Linked DNA regions of Mus musculus: regions 1 and 3 are each linked to region 2. The links are chromatin contacts, found by Hi-C or POLR2A ChIA-PET in ENCODE. All regions are on one chromosome and are shown on one strand. Each heading gives the region's core, a stretch centred on a gene start or an enhancer-like site at or near the end of the contact. The rest is flanking DNA. Distances are from core to core; before and after follow the strand shown.

The links. Hi-C counts contacts between places; a loop is a spot of excess contacts on that map. ChIA-PET counts read pairs that join two places held with the same protein, here RNA polymerase II (POLR2A).
Region 1: a loop to region 2 is called in a map of v-Abl transformed pro-B cells, with 2.0 times the contacts of the local background. The contact joins the promoter of Plekhg2 here to the promoter of Samd4b in region 2. A Hi-C loop is called at or near these places in 1 of 37 maps with a recorded cell type or tissue (v-Abl transformed pro-B cells). POLR2A ChIA-PET finds 5 or more read pairs at or near these places in 3 of 5 experiments (Patski and embryonic stem cell).
Region 3: a loop to region 2 is called in a map of heart, with 5 times the contacts of the local background. The contact joins the promoter of Paf1 here to the promoter of Samd4b in region 2. A Hi-C loop is called at or near these places in 5 of 37 maps with a recorded cell type or tissue (heart and left cerebral cortex). POLR2A ChIA-PET finds 5 or more read pairs at or near these places in 4 of 5 experiments (Patski and embryonic stem cell).

The regions. Positions count from the first base shown.
Region 1 is chr7:28,371,230-28,373,929 of GRCm38, forward strand. It overlaps Plekhg2 (pleckstrin homology domain containing, family G (with RhoGef domain) member 2), which reads right to left and starts at 1,433. Exons shown (of 19, transcript NM_138752.2): 1 at 631-1,433; 2 at 1-16. It overlaps n-TIaat16 (a tRNA gene), which reads left to right and starts at 1,770; the gene lies at 1,770-1,864.
Region 2 is chr7:28,434,830-28,437,529 of GRCm38, forward strand. Samd4b (sterile alpha motif domain containing 4B) reads right to left here and starts at 1,362. Exons shown (of 13, transcript NM_175021.3): 1 at 1,309-1,362. It also overlaps a transcript of Gmfg not described here.
Region 3 is chr7:28,391,616-28,394,315 of GRCm38, forward strand. It overlaps Paf1 (Paf1, RNA polymerase II complex component), which reads left to right and starts at 1,381. Exons shown (of 14, transcript NM_019458.3): 1 at 1,381-1,639; 2 at 2,054-2,083. The coding sequence starts at 1,593. It overlaps Med29 (mediator complex subunit 29), which reads right to left and starts at 1,075. Exons shown (of 4, transcript NM_026042.3): 1 at 836-1,075. The coding sequence starts at 1,048.

The sequences.
Region 1 (2,700 bases), core at 183-2,682, 64 kb before region 2:
GTGGCACAACTCCGACCTACAGAAGAGACCCACTTCTTGGGAACTAGACTTCACCGGTCTCTCGGCCGCTCCTACTCACAGATAGGGTGCTGGAAGCTGATCTAAACTCAAGGAGGGGCCCCAAGAAGATACAAAGTGACAGGAAGAAGGGGCTGAGAATACAAGCCAAAGATGGAAAAAGGTTGAGACAAAGAACGAAGACAGCAAAAGTGCCTGAGTCTGCAAGTCCCATCTGTCTGGGGGCCCCCCTCCCAAGGCTCAGGGATCCTGGGAACTCTCAGGCTCAGGCTGAAGCTGAGGGCGAGGGGCAGGGCTGGGAAAAACCGTGGGCGGGAGAGGCCGCGGGGTCCCAGGGGAGGGCGGAGGCTGGGGGACCGGATGCCAGGGTCCTACAGACTGTTCCTTACCCCGCCCAAGACGGCGTACTGGGGCGCTGGCCCCGAGTCCTCCACCCAGCTCCAGTCGGTCCCTCGGCGCCCCAACCGCGGTCCCCACCGTTGGATTCTCCCCTGTGCAGTTGCAGCCCCCAACTCCAGCCGGCGCCTCCGCTACCCCCCGCCGGCACGCCCCCTCATTGTTCCGCTTCGGCGCCGCCCCCTCCCCCAGCCCCGGGCCCCTCGCTCCCCTCACCTCCCGGGGAGCCACGGGCCTTGGGGTCGGGAGTCCCGCGCGTCTGGACCGTAACGCGCGATCCCTGGGGAGGCTCACAACCCAGACTTAAGGTCGTGAACTTGGGGTTCTCGGACTCCAGAATCCGGGGAGAGTTGGGATCCGGAGTCCGAAGTCTCGGTGTTCTAAATAGAAGATGCTGCAACCCTCTACTCGAGTCTCAGACCAGGGCGCTGGGGACCCAAACTCCTCAGTCTTCTAGGTAGGGCTGTGTGTTGTCGGGAGCACCGGGATTCCAGAGTTTCCAGAACCCGAGGGGCAGGAGTGAAGTCACCTCCGGGAGGGACCGCAAGGACTGGCTAACTCCTCGGTCTCCTGGAGGTGATGGATGCTGCAGCCCTAAGTCGAGGCGCGAGGTCCTGTCCCCAAGTGGCTCCAGGAGGGGGTCTTGGACTCAGAGTTGGGACCCCGTGGGAAGGATGCACGGCCACAGATCCTACGGTCTTCGAAGCCGGGTACGGGACGGGCCTCCAGCCTCGGGGCTGACTTCCCGAGCCCCGGGCTCCTCCAGGAGGGGGCGCTGGACATCAGAGGTCCCGGCCCCTCTGCGGGAGCCGGGACTTGCGGGTCTCTTAAAACGCGGGACAGAGTTCCCGGACGCCTGGGCCCAAGACTATGAACGCCTCGGGCTCCGGGATGAGTGTCCTGGGGCTCTGGGGGCAGCGGCAACGCCGCATCTGGGGCGGGGAGAGTCGGGTCCCAGATGTGGGGCGGGGGGCGGCCGCCCAAGGCTTCTCCTCCCCTTTGCCGCCGCCGCGGCTCACATCCTGTTCCCGCCTGCTGGGGGGAGGGGCCGCCTTCCGGCACGCCCTCCCGTAAAGGCTTTTAAAATCCCCGCCCCCTACTCTGAATAATTGCAAGCAAGCGGTTCCAACGGCGAGTCACCGCCCACATTCCAAGAGCCTAGAGCCGGGAGGACTTTTTACCTTTTACAGCAAGGGCCCAGGAGGCGTGAGAATCTGGAATAGTCTCACACTCTTGTTCTTATTGGTCGATCGGCGGGCTTTATATTTGCATATGCAATGTTGGGCCGAGCCGTTCAACAAAGTCCTGCGACTACAACTGACTGAAGGACTTTGTGGCGCGAGGGTGCGGCCGGAGCTCCAGTGGCGCAATCGGTTAGCGCGCGGTACTTATATGTCAGTGCTAGGCGTAAGCGATGCCGAGGTTGTGAGTTCGATCCTCACCTGGAGCACTTCTTTTTTTAACTCATCTACCTCTTTTCTGGTGTTCTCTCATCAGTTTAGAAGTCTTCACATTTTATAATTTCAATCAAATGTTTTGGCTTGTTTGAGACAGGGTCTCACCATGTAACTCTCTGGCTGGTCTGGAAGTCATTATGTAGACCGGGCTGGCCTCGAACTCACAGAGAGCGCCTGCCACTGCCTCTGCCTCTGCCTCTGCCTCCCTAGTACTGGTATTAAAGACGTGCGTCACTGTACCCGGAAACTACAGAATTTTTGAAGAATGAACATTTCTTTGTGAATTTTTTGCAATGGTCTGTGGAACAGTCCCAAAGTTGCAGTTTCTATTCTGGTCGCCAGAGGGCAATAACGTCTCTTATTAGATGGCCTGGGCGTCAGATAAAATCCAAATCTCAGATCCCAGGGATGGATGGATGCTTACAACACACTCTTTATGGATATTTGTCTTCTACAGGTTTCTGAACAGATTTTTTTTTTTTTTTTTTTTTTTTTTACTGACCACTCACTAGGAACTGTATCCTCTGTCTCTGAGGACTTGACTTTTTACTAAGGAGACTGAGTACTGAAAGTCTACGAATTAAGTACTTTTTTTTAAAATTTGACTTTCCCTATGTTACCCAGACTGGCCTAAACTCCTGGCTCCCTCACCATCTGGGAGTGTAACTGTATCGTTAGATTAGCTACTGATAAGTATGGATAAGTAGGGTGGGATGCAGATTATCATAGCTGTCATGGATGGACTGTTTTTATTTTATGTGTATGGGTGTTTGGCCTGCAAGTGTGTCTGTGTACCATGTTCATGCTTGGTGTCCAAAGAGACTGGAGG
Region 2 (2,700 bases), core at 112-2,611:
GAAAAAGAAAGAACTAAAGGCCATCTCAGGGTTACTAAGTTCTGTGATGCATGGGGGTCCTGAAAGCTGTAGCTTAGAGGGGTGTTTCAGTATTGTAAGGAAGAGTGTCAGAAAGTTTACCAAAGGCTAGAAAGGGAGTTTCAAATTTTCAGGTTATCCAAGAAAAGTTTGAGAAGAATAGAGGCTATGAGGAAACTTTTTTGGAGTCCGTACACTATTCTTAAAACATGTGGTGTGTGTTACTGGAAAGGATTTGGGATACAGAAGACAGGCTTTGGAAGAGGTTTTGGGAATATGAGAGGAACTCTGGAGATTTTCAAGATTAGAAGGTGTAGAGGCTGAGGAGAAAAGGGCTGGGGTACATGAGATTACCTCTAGAGCATTCCAAGCTGGGGAATATTTGTGTAACATGAGTTTGGAAATCTATAGAAGGGTCTAAGAAATATGAGAAGAGGACAGGGCGTATATAGGAGGTGGAAGCAAAGAGAGGAGAGGAGAGGGTCCTCTAGGTGAGTTTTGGCATCTAAGAGCACTTCCTGAGTATCTGAGGACGACTGTTCTGGGATATGCAAGCTCTTTAAGGATGATGTAGTGTTCACCAGGGACATCCTGAAGAATTTGGGGATAAGAGTGAAAATCTCTAAGACTTTTGGAATGGGGAGAGGTAGAAGGGTAAATTCTTGGGGGTATTTGAAGAAGTCTGAAGGAGAGATGACTTGAATATGTGATGCAGATGGGGGGGGGGTTAGATGCAGAGAGTATCTGGGGGCGGTTTAGGGGCTTTAAGGTTCTTCCTGGGGGAGATGCCTGGAATATCTGTGCTGTGAAGACAGATGACGAGTAGCCACCAAGGAATGTGTTGCGATTCAGGAGGAAGATGTGAGGAGAGAACCAAGGACCAAAGGGCGGGGATCCACAGGGAGCGTCCCCAGAGGAGGCAGTTGAAAGCTGAGGGTGGTCTCCGGGGAGGCCGCTGGAGTCGTGCGGGAGGACCAGGCAGATGTGTGCCGAGTCAGGACAGAAGTCCCCGGGCCCGGCCCCTCGGCTAGCCCCAGGGCGTGACGGTTTGGGAGGGAAACTGAGGAAGGGGCCCGGGTAGGGAGAAACGGGCTGAGTGCGGAACCCTAAGGGGTCCTCCAGGATCCTCCGGCCTCCCGAGGCCCGAGTCAGCCGCCCGCCGCAGCCCGCGGCGCGGGGTCCCTGAGGGGGCGGGGCCGGCCGCGCGGCCTGGGTCGCCCTGAGGGGAGCGCCGCGCGCCTCGACCGCCGCCGCCCCGCGCCCGCCGGCCCGGCCTTGCCCGAGACTCACCGCCTCGGCCTCCGCCGCCGCCGCCGCCACCCGCACCTCCTCGGGCAGCCGCCGCCACCCGCGCCGCTGCCGCCGCCGCCGCCGCCGCCGTCGCCCCCTCTCTGGCCCGAGAGCTCCCCTCCCTCCTCCCGCACCGACCACCGCCGCCGCCGCCGCCGCCGCCGTCGCGCTGCGTCACCGCGCCGTGCGTCACCGCCCCTGGCCCCGCCCCGGAGGGCCACTGTGCGCCAGCATTAGCTCACACCCTATTGACAGACGGTGAGCCCAGCCAACTGGCGGCGAGGGCAGACCGAAGGGTGGGAGGTGTGCGGCAAGAAAGGCGGGGTCTTGGCCTGGAGGGGAGCGACAGGGCTGGAAGGAGGCCTGAGAGGCCCGCCCCCTCCTCACTACGATTGGTCTGACGAGAAGGTGACGGACAGACGGACAGGCCCCGGGCGGAGAGCAGAGGGCCGGGAAGAGGAGGGGCGCGCGCCGCGTTGCCCCGGGCAACGGTCTGGCGAAGCCCGCGATTGGACCTACGGACCCGCAGGGGGCAGTCTCGCGCCGGTCTAACTCAGTAGCGGCGAACCCAGTCACAATTCCTCATTCTGGCGTTCAAGGACCCCCTCCTCTCCGCCCCTCGGTCACACCCCGCCCAGGGTTTGTGTCCGGTAGTACCATCGCCCTTTGGGATGACAATGCTGCCTCCTGGCTCCTGGTATCGATCGGCCGCGCCTCAAGTGACACCTCAAGATGAGCGAGGTCGACCCTTTAAGGGTGGAAAGAGATAAGACCCCACACATAAGAGGCTGTCAATAAATGGAGATTGCTTCCATCACTCTTGTCGTGATCTTAGTCCATCCACAAACTGTCCTGCGCTGGGGTGAACTGACTGGAAAGGGGCCGGCTCTCCAGAAGGGTGACAGCAACGTGGCTTGTTCCGAGAACTCCAAGAAATACAGTCAGGGTGGAGTGTCGAATTTACGACAGGGAGTGGTAGGAAATGAGCTGCGGCTAGATGTTTGGCCACTGGAGGGAGTATGCACTTGTGCTAAAGGCACAGCGACTAGAGTGACGGGGCCAGTAAGGTCTTGGGGACTTGGGAGTTTGGAAGGGACGCCTCTAGCTTACATAGGGAAGTGGGGTGAGAAGGAATGAGACACAGAAGAGAGAACCCAGGGAGCTACCTGGGGAGTTGGGGCGGGGTTGCATCTGGAAGGGACCTTGGGGAGGGAGGAGGTGCGAAGTAGGCGGGACACTCAGGTGGCCCATTGAACTAGCCTTTTGCCACTGGCTGGCCACAGGGCGGAAGAGAAAAGTCCAGGACAAAGCCCTCTGGGAGATTGGGTCCCAGAGGAGAAGCTCAATGTGGGACAGCCAACACTGAGGTCAAGACCATTGCCCCACCTCGGG
Region 3 (2,700 bases), core at 131-2,630, 43 kb before region 2:
AGCAGTTAGTGCTCTTAACTGCTGAGGCAACTCTCTAGCCCCCAATCTCCCTGTAATTTTTCAGTAACCTGCTCTCGTTTGGAATTACCACTAATAGCTTCCTGGACATACCCTTTATCTAGTCATCATGGACTGAAATGACACTTAGGCCGTACTTCTGCACGGAACTTAACCAGAACGGTTTCTCTTTTTACTCTTCTCCTCCTGCCTCCCCCACTTCCATCTAGTTTTTTGGGACAGGGTTTCTCTGTGTAGCCAAGGCTGTCTTGGAACTCAAAAGATTTACCTTCCTTTGCCTCCAGAAGGCAGGAATTAAAGGCTTGCACTACCATACACAGTTAAAATTGTCATTCATGCTGGGCATGGTAGCGCACGCCTTTAATCTCAGCACTTGGGAGGCACAGGCAGGCGGATTTCTGAGTTCGAGGCCAGCCTGGTCTACAGAGTGAGTTCCAGGACAGCCAGGGCTATACAAAGAAACCCTGTCTCGAAAAACAAAAAAAAACAAACAAACAAAAATTGTCATTCATCCTCATCTCCTTTCTCTCCACAGGGTTTCACTATGTAGACCCTGGTCGGCCTGGAACTCTATAGACCAGACTGGCCTCGAGCTCAGATCCGTCCCCCTCTGCTGTCCCAGCACGGGGATTAAGAACGCGCCACCACTACAGCTGACCGGAGCTTCACTTTGGTTAGACACAAACACAACACAGCTAGTCTGTCTTCTCTTCCCGACCTACGATCTCTCCTTCAACAAACAGCCCCTCGGCGCTCGTCCCCGGAGCCCGCCCGCCCGCCAGCCAGCCCCTCTTGCTCCCCGCGCAGGGCCCATCACCTGGAGACTCTCCTTCAGTTGCGGGATGAGCATCTTGTAGCGCTGCACAGGATCGAAGTCCTGCTGCTGCTGCTGCAGGAGCCCGCTCTGGGCAGAACCCACCAACTGGGTCGGTTGTGGCTGTTGCTGGGGACCCGGACCCCCGGCAGAACCCGGGCCTGACACACCAGACGCAGAGGAAACCGCTGCAGCCTGTGGCTGGGGCGCAGCCATTTTCCTCCGCTAGAACGCCGGAAATGCGTCATAAATGCGTCTGCTCCGGTAGCTCCTCAGCTTTTTCAGTTGGCTGACCTCCTAGTTAGCCATGCCTTACCGACAGATTAGCCAATGGGAGAAGAGGATATGCATTTTTCTCCGCCCTCCCAAATCCGAGGCCATGAGTGGAATATCTTTTCGCCAATCATAAGAGGAGTTCCCCCACGGCTCCGCCCCTTCACCCACAGCTCGCCAATCACTGTGAAGGACTGACCAAACTCTATTTCCCTGAAGGCCTTGCGGCCAGGAGCGACCTGTCTAGTCTTCTGCGTCTTGGTAGCAGTCGGAGCGGGAGCTGCAAGTCTGTGTCCGACGCTGTCTGTGCTCTTACTTCAGTCACACCCGAGCCCTTCTCGTCGGCCCACTTCATCCCCTTTCCCCGCGGAGCCCGGCGTCTACGGGAGCCTGTCCTTGGATCCGGCGTCTCTCAAAGTCGGTACGCCACTCAGCGTCCGCCTGCGGCCAGCGAGGACGCCTACCGCGCCGCCGTCGCCTGGTCGCGATGGCGCCCACCATCCAGACCCAGGCCCAGAGGGAAGATGGCCACAGGTAGGTCTCCTGTCACCTGCCGCTTCATTTTGTTTTGTGAGCTGCAAGCTGGGGACTAGGCCGAGGGGGGCTGCTTGCGACATCACTGATTCCCTCAGGTCGGCCCCCGAGGTCGCGCAGCGCTCACCCCCGATGAAGGGGCGGTCCCCCCTGGGCTCTGCGGTCGCTTCCTGGTCCCCTGCTATTCAATTTCGGAATTGCACCTTGCGGGAGGGAGTCAGACCTCAGTCTCCTTCAGTGAAGCTTCTGGATTGCTCTCCTCAGGGGATTGAGCATCTGGCTTCATGCTTTATCACCATCATCACCATCACTCCTTCAGAAATTCGGGGGCCGGCCTTTCCACTCACATGGCCAACTCTTGACATCTCTCTCTCTCTCTCTCTCTCTCTCTCTCTCTCTTCTCCCCGAAACCAGGCCCAATTCCCACCGGACCTTGCCTGAGAGGTAAGCTCCCAGCTCCGTTTTCCAGGAGGGGTGGAACACGAACAGGGGAGGCGGTTAGGGGGCCTTTTTTGTGCTTTGGAGAATCTCATAAAGTGGCCCAGACTGGTCTTTGTGCCCCAGTCTCATGGGTGCCGGGATTGCAGCCTTATGTGCCCAGCAGCACAGGCCTAGGGTTGTGTGTGTGTGTGTGTGTGTGTGTGTGTGTGTGTGTTTAAATTGTACACACCTTAGCTCTGAGTGGCAGTCTAAAGACATTTCCTTAGGCTGGACAGCAGGCACTTTCACCTGCTGAGGTATCTTGTCAGCTTGAGGCAGGGTTTGTTTGTATGTAAGTACACTGTAGCAGTCTTCAGACACCCCAGAAGAGGGCATCAGATTTCATTGCAGATGGTTGTGAGCCACCATGTGGTTGCTGGGATTTGAACTCAGGACCTTAACTGCTGAGCCATCTCTCCAGCCCGTTTGTTTTTTAAAGATTTATTATATGTGAGTACACTGTAGCTGTTTTCAGACACCCCAGAAGAGGGGGTCACATCTTGTTATGGATGGTTGTGAGCAACGATGTGGTTGCTGGGATTTGAACTCAGGACCTTTGGAAGCCGCAATCAGTGCGCTTT